Regions from separate parts of the Homo sapiens genome. Here region 1 is linked to region 2. A link is a contact called in ENCODE Hi-C or POLR2A ChIA-PET data. All regions are on one chromosome and are shown on one strand. Each heading gives the region's core, a stretch centred on a gene start or an enhancer-like site at or near the end of the contact. The rest is flanking DNA. Distances are from core to core; before and after follow the strand shown. Region 1 holds the start of FGFRL1 (fibroblast growth factor receptor like 1). Region 2 overlaps LOC124900647 (nascent polypeptide-associated complex subunit alpha, muscle-specific form-like).

Region 1 (5,480 bases), core at 1-2,500, 120 kb after region 2:
CCTGGACTGCAGGTACGAGTATGAAAGTGTTTGCAAGACCAGGAGCATGTCCTGGGGAGCCAGGACTAAAGCCCACCTGGCCAGCAAGCACGCATGAGGGGAACCCCTCCAGCCAGCTAGGGGAGCCCCGGTGGGTGCTGTGGACAGCCCATGGGTGAGGGGGCCCTGGAAGGAAGGGGGCCTGGCGAGCGGGGCGGCAGGGGCGGGGCATGGCGCGTGCCAGGCGGGCACTGTGGCAGGGTTCAGGGCCGGGCGGGAAGGGGGCGGCGCTGGCGGAGGCCAGGCTGGCCGGGCTGGGCGCCAGAACTCACCTCGGGCGGCGGCGGCCGGCGGGAAGGCCCCCAGCAGCAGCGGCGGCAGCAGGAGCAGCAACAGGGGGCTCGGCGTCATCTCGGCCTGTCCGGACCTGGGGACATTGGGGGCGCCGTCACTAACACGTGGAACTGGGAGATACCGCCCTCCCCGGTCCCGGGCCGCGGGGATCAGGGGTCTGGCCGCCCTCCCCACAGGCCCTCCCCGCCCGCGCTCCAGGCGGAGGAAGCCGCAGCGGGGAGAAGCTGTGGGTATCAAAGGCAGACAAAGGGTTTACACTAATTACCGGGCTCCCCCGCCGCCCCCCCTCTCCAAACACCGTCTGGATTCCTGGCGCTTGTAACTCCGGCCCTGCCCGCAGGACACACAACACTCAGCGCCCCGCAGATAATCGCCTGCGCCATTAGCGGACAAATTTGCGCTGGGGGGGGCCCACGTGGGGCGCGGGGGCGGGGGCGGGGCAGGCCGGGGGCCCGCAGGAGCGGCGGCGGCGCGCATGACCCGTGCCCAGCTGGGGCCCCGAACCCGCCCCTCCCCGCCCCCGCCCCGGACCCCCGCCCTCCCCCGTGTGCCCACCTGGGGTCGCGGCCGCGCGCGCGGGGGGCTCACCTCGGCGGGGGGCTCAGCGGGCGGGCGGCGGGGTCAGGGCCGGGCCCGCGGCGTGCGCTCCGCGGTCATCGCCGCCCCGGGCGCCGCATCCCGCCGCCCCGCGCCCCCGGGCCCGGTCTCGGGGCGGGGCGGCGCTACCTGGGCGCGGGCGGCTCGGGCCGGGTCGGGGTCCGGGCTCGGGCGCTCGGGGCGCGGGGTCCCGGACCGGGCAGGCGGCGGGGGCGAGTCCGCGGGGCCGGGGGCCGGGGCCGGGATCCCGGGGCGGCGGGGCGAGGGGCCCGGGGCGCCGCGCCGCGAGGCGTCCTTCCCTGCGGGGCTTTGTCAACTCTCCCGGAGCGAGCGCCGAGCCCGGACCCCCGACCCGCCCCCGGCACAACTTCCGGCCAATCCGCGCGCGTCAGCCCTCCCCCGTGCCCCGCCCCGCCGCCAAACTTTTCCCCAATCCGCGCGCGCACACCGCCCCCGCCCCGCCGGGCTCCCGGCCTTAACCCTCGCGGTGCGGACGTCCCCGCGGGCGGGCGGCTTCCCCGGGTCCGGCCCCGCCCCCGCCCCCGCCCCGCCCCAACCCGAGCCTCGCCGCGCCCCCGGCCCCGCCCGCGCGCCCTTGGTCCCCGCAGGCTCCTAGGACCGGCCAGGAGCCGCCGCGCCCTCCCCATACCTGCGCCCGCGCGCGCCCGGGTCGGGTCCTCAACTCTCGAGACACCTCCGCGACCCCCAGAGCAGGCTCCGGCCCTGCCCGCGGCAGTCTGACCTCTGCGCAGCCCCGGGCCGGGCCCAGACCGCTCTCTGGTTGCTCAGAAGGGGGCGGACTGGACGGCCGCGGGAGCTTCGAGGCTTCCAGGTCTGCGCCCCGGGGGGTCTTCGGGAGCAGAAGGGAGAAGCAGGGCCTCGCCCAGCCGGAGCTGCTGGGGACGGGGTAGGGGGGGACGGCCGCGGCGATGCAGGCAGGGGTCCTCCCCGGGGCGTTCGGGTTACCTGGTGCCTTTGGCCAAAGGTATGTTCCCACCTGAGGCCTCCCAGCCTCTCACCTGCTAGTGACGGGAATGACAAGAACATTAATCATCGTAATAGACGTCAACATGCGATTCAATCTCCGCTACCGGGCAGGCGGCCCCAGGAGCAGATGAAGAAACGGAGGCGTGGAGAAGACAGCGCCCAGCTCTTCGCGGCTCTTCCTCCACACGCCTCGCCTGCCGTCCCTGCCCAGGGCCCAGCACGCAGGGCTCCCAGGCCGCACCTCCAGCCGCCCCATGGCCTCCCCTCATCCTGCCTCCCAGTCTTGCAACACAAACCTCACGGCCTGCCCACATCCCGCCTCACACCCTCGACTCCGCGGAGTCACCATCCCAGCACCTCCTCCATCCCCCAGAGCAGCCTCTCTTTCTGGGGCCTGAAGCCCCCTCTTCCAGGAAGTCCTCCCAGGAAAGGCTGAAACTGGAGAGGCCTGGCAGCCGGTGTCCCCAGGCCGAGGAGAGCTAGGCGGGGCGTGGGGGGCGCCAGCTGTCAGGGTGTGGGACTCCTCAAGGCCCGAACTACCCGGCCGTCCCAAGGTGCTGGTTCCCAGCCCAGCGTCCTCCACCCCAAATCCCGCGTCTGGGCCAGCGTGGGCGTCGCGAGGGCGGATGGAGGTGCGCTCGGACGGCCCATCCTGCCCCCGCTGGCGCAGCCGCCGCTGTGCACCCGGGGAAGGGTCCAGGGACCGCCGCGTGGTCCTCCCGGCGGGAGAACGTCCTGCGCCGCCGCCGCGGCCCTGTCCCACAAGGAGCCAGCAGCGCCGGGGCCCACCTGCCGCCCTCCCGGCCGGAGCTGCAGTCACGGACAGGTGGGTGGGGCGGTCTCACGCCCGTGGGAGAGCGGCGCTGAACTTCCCGGACAGCTGGCGAGGAGGCAGCGCTCCCACAGATGTGCGGGCTGCCGGACACAGGTGCGTGGAAAGGGGACAGGTGTGCGGAAACGTGGCTGCGAGCGTGCAAAGTATAAGCAGGGAGCGGACAGGCCGGCAGGTGCCGGCCCCCGAATGAGCGGGCAGTGGGAGGGGCACGGGCAGCGTCGCGGCCCCTGGCGGGCGGGGCCGGGACGGGGGGCGGGGCCAGGGGCGGAGCGGCAGACGGGGCGGGGCCCGAGGCGGACAGGGGCGGGGACGGGGAGGGGGCGGGGCCTGGCCGGGCGGGGGCGGGGCCCGGGCCTCCCGCGCCGGCACGCGCTGCCCTCTGGCGGTGGCGGCGGCGCCGGCGCGGCAGCTCCCGAGGCGTTTTTCCTCGTCTCCTCGCCCCGCCCCGCCCCGCCCCGCCCCGCCCCGCCCGCCACGTCCCAGCCCGCGGCCGGCCCAGGCCCCGTCCTCAGGCAGCCCCCCGCCCCTCGCCCACCCCCGGAACAGGGACTGGGCCCTCCCCGCTCCCACGGCCCTTCGGGTCAGGCAGCGCGGAGCCGAGGGGCCGGCGCAAGCACGTCCTGCCCCTTAAAACTGAAACGGGGCGGTCAGCCACCCTCGGGGTCTCAGGCCCCATCCTCAGCCAACCCCATGGGGTGACCGCGGGAAGACAGGTTCTTGTAGCCACCTACCCAGCCCCGGTGAGCCCCAGGCGCGCAGGTTCGCTAGCACGGATCCTCGCTTGCCCGCGACAGCACCTGCCCCGGGGCAGAAGAGGCAGGACTGGGGGAGAGCCGGGCAGGCCTCACAGAGGCGGCATCTCAGGAACAGCAGGTGTAGGGACTGACAAGGACAGGCGGGTGGAGGAGGCTTGGCAGAGAATGGAGATGCAGTAACAGTGACTTACACACTCTCAGCTGCAGCAACCAAAAAAATAGGTGTGAAAACAGCACGTAAGGCACTGGGCTCACGAAACCGAGGACCGTGGTGCTGGAGAGAGGGGAAGCGACCCGGCAGCGAGGACAGTCCCGCCCACTGCCCAGGCCGGTGCAGAGAAAACCCAGGCAGCCACCGGCGTCTCCCTCAACTGGGAAGACAGAGGTGGCCAGGCAGGGGCTGGAGTTCACAGGTGCTCCAGAGTGCTGGAGAGGAGGGGGCTGCACCGAGAAGCCCAGACACCCACAGAGGGTCTGCCTGGAGGCTTCAGCTAAGCACAGATCAGTGCAGGAGCGTGAAGAAAACACTCAAGGCCAGGGAAAGACCCACCCAGGATCAGAGCCCATGCAGGGCTGGGAATAGTGCCTGTGCTCAGCAGCCAGAGTGGGGAAGCATCGTTAGAGCAGGAAGAAGTTCTCACCCCGTAGTAGGGAAGCATCAACACGAGACTAAATACAGTTCAGGTCCCACCAAACACCACTGAATAAGAAGACCCAGAGCCAGATGTGGGGGCTCACACCTGTAATCCCAGAACTTTGGGAAGCCAAGGCAGGCAGACCAGTTGAGCCCAGGAGGTCGAGACTAGCCTGAGCAACACGGTGAAACCCCATCTCTACAAAAATCCAAAAAGTCGCCAATGTGGTGATGCGTGCCTGTGGCCCCAGCTATTGGGGAGGCTGAGGTGGGAGAATCACTTGAGCCCAGGGGGCCGAGACTGCAGAGAGCCAAGATCACACCACTACACTCCAGCCCGTGCGACACAGTGAGACCCTGCCTGAAAAAAAAGGACCACACAGTTTCCAAGTAACTTGATCACATTCGAGAAACAAATGCAAAGATATGTATAGGTTTACAAAAATATCCAGCACCAAACAAGGTAGAATACAAAATATTGAATATCCGGGAAAAACAAAAAACAAAAAAACAGGCATGAAAAGAGGCAGGACATTATGACCCATATGGAGAGATGGGAAAAATCAATCAAAATTGACCTGGGGCCGGGCACAGTGGCTCACGCCTGTAATCCCAGCACTCTGGGAGGCCGAGGAGGGCGAATCACTTCAGACCAGAAGTTCACAACCAGCCTGGACAACATGGTGAAACCCCATCTCTACTAAAAATAAAAAAACTAGCCAGGCGTGGTGGCAGGCAACCTGTAGCCCCAGTTACTCAGAAGGCTGAGGCAGGAGAATCACTTGAATCCGGGAGGTGGAGGTTGTAGTAACTGACCTGGAAATGACAAAGGTGACAGGGCAAGTAGAGGAGAGCACACACATGCTTATGCTGTGACCATGTTCCATATGTTCAAGATGCTGGAGGTGACAGGGCAAGTAGAGGACAGCACACACATGCTTATGCTGTGACCATGTTCCATATGTTCAAGATGCTGGAGGTGACAGGGCAAGTAGAGGACAGCACACACATGCTTATGCTGTGACCATGTTCCATATGTTCAAGATGCTGGAGGTGACAGGGCAAGTAGAGGACAGCACACACATGCTTATGCTGTGACCATGTTCCATATGTTCAAGATGCTGGAGGAAAGGAAAGACAATATGTTAAGTAAAGACGGGGAAAAAAGCCTCAAATCGTACTTCTGGGGATGAAAAGTAGTGTCAGAGAAATAATACACGAGATGGGATTAATGGAACACTGCAAAAGAAAGGATCAGTGTGGCTGGGCGCCGTGGCTCACACCTATAATCCCAGCACTTTGGGAGACCAAGGCAGGTGGATCACCTGAGGTCAGGAGT
Region 2 (5,357 bases), core at 1,366-3,865:
AAAACAAGTATTGGTGAGAATGTGGAGACACTGGAACGCTTGTGCACTGCTGGTGGGAAAGCAAAGTGGGTGCAGCTGCTGTGGAAAACAGAATGGACGTTCCTCAAAACACTAAAACTGGCCGGGTGTGGTGGCTCACACCTGTAATCCCAGCACTTTGGGAAGCCGAGGCGGGTGGATCATGAAGTCAGGAGTTCAAGACCAGCCTGGCCAAGATGGTGAAACCCTGTCTTTACTAAAAAATACAAAAATTAGCTGGGCATGCTGGTGGGAGGCTGAGGCAGAGAACTGCTTGAACCTGGGAGGTGGAGGTTGCAGTAAACCAAGGTTGCGCCACTGCCCTCCAGCCTGGGCGACAGAGCTAGACTCCGTCTCAAAAAACAAACAAACAAACAAAAACAAAACCAAACCAAAAAAACACTAAAACTAAAACTAGAACCTCATATGATCTAGCAACCCCACTTCTGGGTATTTACCCAAAATAATTGAAATCAAGATGTCAAAGAGATATTAGCACCCCATTTTCATAACAGCACTATTTACAATAGTCAAAATGTAGAAGCAACCTATATGTCCATTGATGGACAAATGAGTAAAGAACATACGGTATAGTCATACAATAGAATATTATTTAGCCTTAAGAAATAAGGAAATTGTGCAATCTTAAGCAACATGGATGAACCTTGAGGACACTATGCTAATAAGCCAGTCACAGAAGGACAAACACTGCAAGATTCCACTTACATATGGTATCTAAAACAATGAAATTTGTAGAATCGAAGAGTGAAATGGTGGTTTGTCATGGGCTGGGGGGAGGGAGAAATGAAGATTTACTAATTAATGAGTGTAAAGTTCCAGTTAAGCAAGATAAATAAGTTCTAGAGATCTGTTACACAACATCAAACCTACAGTCAACAATACTGTAATGTACACTTAAAATTTTGTTAAGAGGGTAGATCTCATGTTGTGTTCTGGCCACAATAAAATAAAACTAATAAAGTTTAAAAAATAAAGGAAAAAATACAAAGCTAGATTTCTAGATTTCGGTACTCAGTGAAAATATCCTTCAAAAGTGAAAGTGAAATAAAAAAATTTTCACACAAGCAAAAGCTCAAGAGATTGTTTCGCCATCAGATCTGTACTACAGGAAATATGGAAGGGAGCTCTTCAAGTCGAAGGGAAATGAACATATACATATATTGACTTGTGGAGTTTATAACACATGTAGCAGTAAAATATACGACAACAATAGCACAAAGGAGGAAGGCAGGTAAACGCAGTTAAACAGCTGAAAGATTCTTGCAATGTTCAGCAAGTAGTAAATACGCTAATTTAAGGAAGAAGGTATCGCAACAAGGATGCATATTATTACCAAGGTAATCAATAAAAGAATACTGTACTAAAAGAATGCATAACTAATATGCTAATAGAGAAAAATGGAAAAAAAAAACTTGATTAATCCAAAGAACGGCAAGAAAGGAATAAAGGAACAAGGAACAAATAGGACAAATGAAAAACAAATAGCAATATGGTAGACTTAAACCTAAATATATTTTACACTATATGAAGTGCAAATGGGCAAAACACTCCAATTAAAAGACCAAGATTGTCAGACTAGATTAAAAAAACAAAAAATAAAGAACAGCTATTTCCAAAAGAAAACTTTAAATATCAGAAAGACTGAAAGTAAAAGAATAGAAAAAGACATACCACGCAAATAAGAACAAAAAGATAGCATAAAATAGACTTTAAGAAAATAAATATTACTGGAGTTACAGGGGTACACAAATCAATGTTGCTTTTAATAACAAAAAGATGTTTAGGGGGTGTTTCCTACTCAGCTGTTATGAACCTTATTTAGAAGAATGAGGCCAGGCACAGTGGCTCACGCCTATAATCCCAGCATTTTGGGATGCCGAGGTGGGTGGATCACCTGAGGTCAGGAGTTTGAGACCAGCCTGGCCATCATGGTGAAACTCCCATCTCTACTAAAAATGCAAAAATTAGCCAGGCATGGTGGTGGGCAACTGTAATCCCAGCTACTCAGGAGGCTGAGGTGGGAGAATTGCTTGAACCTAGGAGGTGGAGGCTGCAGTGAGCTGAGATGGTGCCACTGCACTCCAGCCTGAGCAACAGAGCGAGACTCTGTCTAAACAAACAAACAAACAAACAAACAAAAAACAAGAAAAAGAAAGTAAGTTCAAGAGAGATAGAGAGATGACCTTAGAGCCAGTCATCAAAATCTACCTAAAAGTTTGTTTTTTCTCATTAGGACTAAAAATAGTCTGCAAGAGATTGATATTCCATCTTCCCCAAGTGGAGGTAGCCGAGACTACTTAGGATAGAAAACAGGCTTTGTCGACAAAAACACAAGCTATGACATCCACCTTAATTGCCTAATAGCTGGGTGACTGAGTCTGTTTCCTTCTCTGTAAACTGAAGATAACATGAGCCTTGGAGCAGCAGAGCACTTGGCACACCCTTGACATGTTGCAGGTGCTCTGTCGGTGTGGGTTCCCACCCTCTCTTCCCCTTGGCCTCTGGGTAGCTTAAGACTACTAGAGACGCAGGTGTGGCTCTGACTCTGGCTCAAAGCTCTCTCTGAAAGAAAGAGAAGCTGCTTCAGAAGCAGAGAAAGGCCTGCATTCCCCAACTGGACACTGAGAGGGGGAAGATACAGGGCTTGCGCATCTGCCAACGGTGCCAGCTGACAAACCTGGGGTAAGAAATCCTTGCCCTGTAAACTTACTTGGAAATTCCTAAGCCAAATATATTCTGTATTTTTTATCTTGTTTCTCTTAGTCCTTCTTATTAATGTCCCTTAACAATAAATTCAATTGTCTTGAATTAAAAAAAAACGGATAAAGCAACTTTGATGGTAAATTTAAGAGGTAGAGATGAGAGGAACAGGGAGGGAAGACGCTGGTGGTGGGTAACTGTGTACGTTCTTCCCACCTGCCTAGTGAGTTTCAGTTTTTTTGTTTTTGTTTTTTTATTCTTTTGAGACGGAGTCTCGCTCTGTCACCCAGGCTAAAGTGCAGTGGTGCAATCTTGGCTCACTGCAGCCTCCCCCTCCCGGGTTCAAGCAATTCTTCTGCCTCAGCCTCCCTAGTAGCTGGGATTACAGGCATGTACCACCATGCTCAGCTAATTTTTGTATTTTTTTAGAGACAGGGTTTCACCATGTTGGCCAGGCTAGTCTCAAACTCCTGACCTCAGGTGATCTGCCCACCTTGGCCTCCCAAAGTGCTGGGATTACAGGCGTGAGACACCGTGTCTGGCCAAGTTTTAGTTTTAAAGCCTTTAAAGCCACTTGCTTTCTAGTCCTTGGTGCACTTTAAAAAAAAAAATGTGTTAGTCCCTTATAAAAAGCAGGGACTGTTAAAAAGGGAGAATCACCATGAAGCACAGTGATCATAATGCAGCAGACTGTTCATAAAATGTTTACAATTCAAAACTAATCAGCGAAAACATGTGCTCCTGGATGCTCCCTTTCAAAGGGTCTCCTGATCTCAAGCATTCTGCAAAACACCCGTAGTTTTGTCTATTTTTCAAAGTACAAGTCTTAGCGACTAGACAGGGAAGACGAGGGCGAGTTCAATGGGGGTCATCATCCATCATTCCACTGGGGCAAACAGACCGCACTCCTGTCTTCACGGGAGGCCTCACCGCCTCTCTGGATTGTCTTGGGTTGGGTGCTCCACAAAGCAGACCCTGAGCCAAGGATTCAAGTGCAAGTGATTTGTTAAGGAAATGCTCCCAGGAGAAGGGAGAGGAAGAGGCCAAGCAAGGGCATTATTTCAGGTTAACCCCAGACTCATCCCAAGCCCTGGAGGAGCCCAGGAGCATGAGATAACTACAGATCCAGCAATTCTGCTCCTAGATCCATACTCAGAACAACTAAAAGCCGGGACTGAGATACTTATGTATCAATGCTCACAGCAGCCAGAAAGTGTGCATCAACAAATGCATGGATAAACAAATGTGGTCCATCCATACAATGGAATATCATTCGGCCATAAAATGAAGGAAATTCTGTTACATGCCACAACACAGATGAACCTTGGAAATATTATGGTAAGTGAAATAAGCCAGACACAAAAAGAGAAATACCGTATGATACTACATGTAAGGGACCTAGAGGAGTCAAATCCATAGAGCCACATAGAGACTCTTGGGAGTCAGGGGGATGGGAGTTATTGCTTAAGTGGGTAGACTTTCTGCTCAGGAAGATGAGAACATTCTGGAAATGGATGGTAGTGATGGTTACACAACAACGTGGCTATACTTAATGTCACTGAATTGTATACTTAAAATGGTTAAAATGGTAAATTTTCTGTTACGTATATTTTACCACACTTTTTAAAAACATTTTTTAAAAATCTGGGTAAGGGCCAGATGCGGTGGCTCACGCCTGTAATCCCAGGACTTTGGGAGGCTGAGGTGGGCAGATCACGAGGTCAGGAGATTGAGACCATCCTGGTTAACATGGTGAAACCCTGTCTCTAAAAATACAAAGAAAAATTAGCCGGGCGTGGTGGTGGGCGCCTGTAGTACCAGCTACTCAGGAGGCTGAGGCAAGAGAATGGCGTGAACCTGGGAGGCGGAGCTTGCAGTGAGCCGAGATTGCGCCACTGCACTCCAACCTGGGTGACAGAGCAAGACGCCGTCTCAAAAAACAGTAATAAAATAAAATCTGGATAAGATATGCCACAGCTTGTTCCACCTCCAGGCAAAGGAGCCGGGCATTTGTACTCACATCCCATTCGTTGGCACTGGCTCAGGCTGAGGAGGCACAGACCTCAACTCAGGCTCTTCCTGTCCTCTGTGCAGGGTATGGCTCCAGCACCCAAGGCCTCCTTTAAGGCCACAAGCTGCAGTCAAGCATGCCAAAGCCAGGGGTGGCTAAGAGAGCAGGAAGGGACCTTACGGGCAAGGGGTCATCAGCAGTGCCCACTACAGCCCTGTGGGCCCAAGTCACGGCAACTGTCTTCTCTGTGGCCAAGGCAAAGTGCTCTCACCCCAGGAGTGTTGCTGATACCTGGCCTTACCACAGGCCGTTTGCTAATACTCATGGTGTCTAAAGATGCTGACTTGGGGGAAGTGTCTGCCCTTTCAATCGTTTCTCTTTGGTGATGAAAAATGACACACATCTAAGAATAAATGTAAGGTAAATGTGCATAATGTCTACATTGAAAACAACCAACCAGTCACAGAGGGCTATCCCGTATTCACAGGATAGAAAAATGGGCAGGAGATTAAGAGGCTTCACACGAGAGGAGACCTGAATGGCCAGGAAGTGGATGAGAAGGTGCTTGAGTTTGTTAATCATCAGGAAAAACATAAAGCAAAGCCCA

Evidence for each region. A loop is a pair of places that touch in the nucleus more often than their neighbours do. ChIA-PET counts read pairs that join two places held with the same protein, here RNA polymerase II (POLR2A). Pooled maps may share reads with other maps.
Region 1: a map of IMR-90 shows a loop between it and region 2 (4-fold over the local background). The contact joins the promoter of FGFRL1 here to the enhancer-like site in region 2. A Hi-C loop is called at or near these places in 2 of 168 maps with a recorded cell type or tissue (CD8-positive, alpha-beta T cell and IMR-90), 1 of 37 single-sample maps with no recorded cell type and 10 of 50 pooled maps. POLR2A ChIA-PET finds 5 or more read pairs at or near these places in 1 of 52 experiments (activated CD4-positive, alpha-beta T cell).

What each region holds. Positions count from the first base shown.
Region 1 is chr4:1,007,396-1,012,875 of GRCh38, reverse strand. It overlaps FGFRL1 (fibroblast growth factor receptor like 1), which reads right to left and starts at 1,250. Exons shown (of 7, transcript NM_001004356.3): 1 at 922-1,250; 2 at 312-406. The coding sequence starts at 390. RefSeq lists silencers at 509-578, 1,258-1,777, 2,608-2,677, 2,968-3,067, 3,318-3,427 and an enhancer at 2,295-2,927.
Region 2 is chr4:1,133,374-1,138,730 of GRCh38, reverse strand. The region is part of intron 1 of LOC124900647 (nascent polypeptide-associated complex subunit alpha, muscle-specific form-like); the gene reads right to left. Among named protein-coding and RNA genes, the nearest start is that of RNF212, 22 kb to the right of the region's middle. Within about 2 kb of position 2,615, at least 6 of the 41 ENCODE cell types and tissues checked have a DNase peak (open chromatin) inside an H3K27ac peak, as active enhancers do; they include CD8-positive, alpha-beta T cell, where a contact is called at or near this core.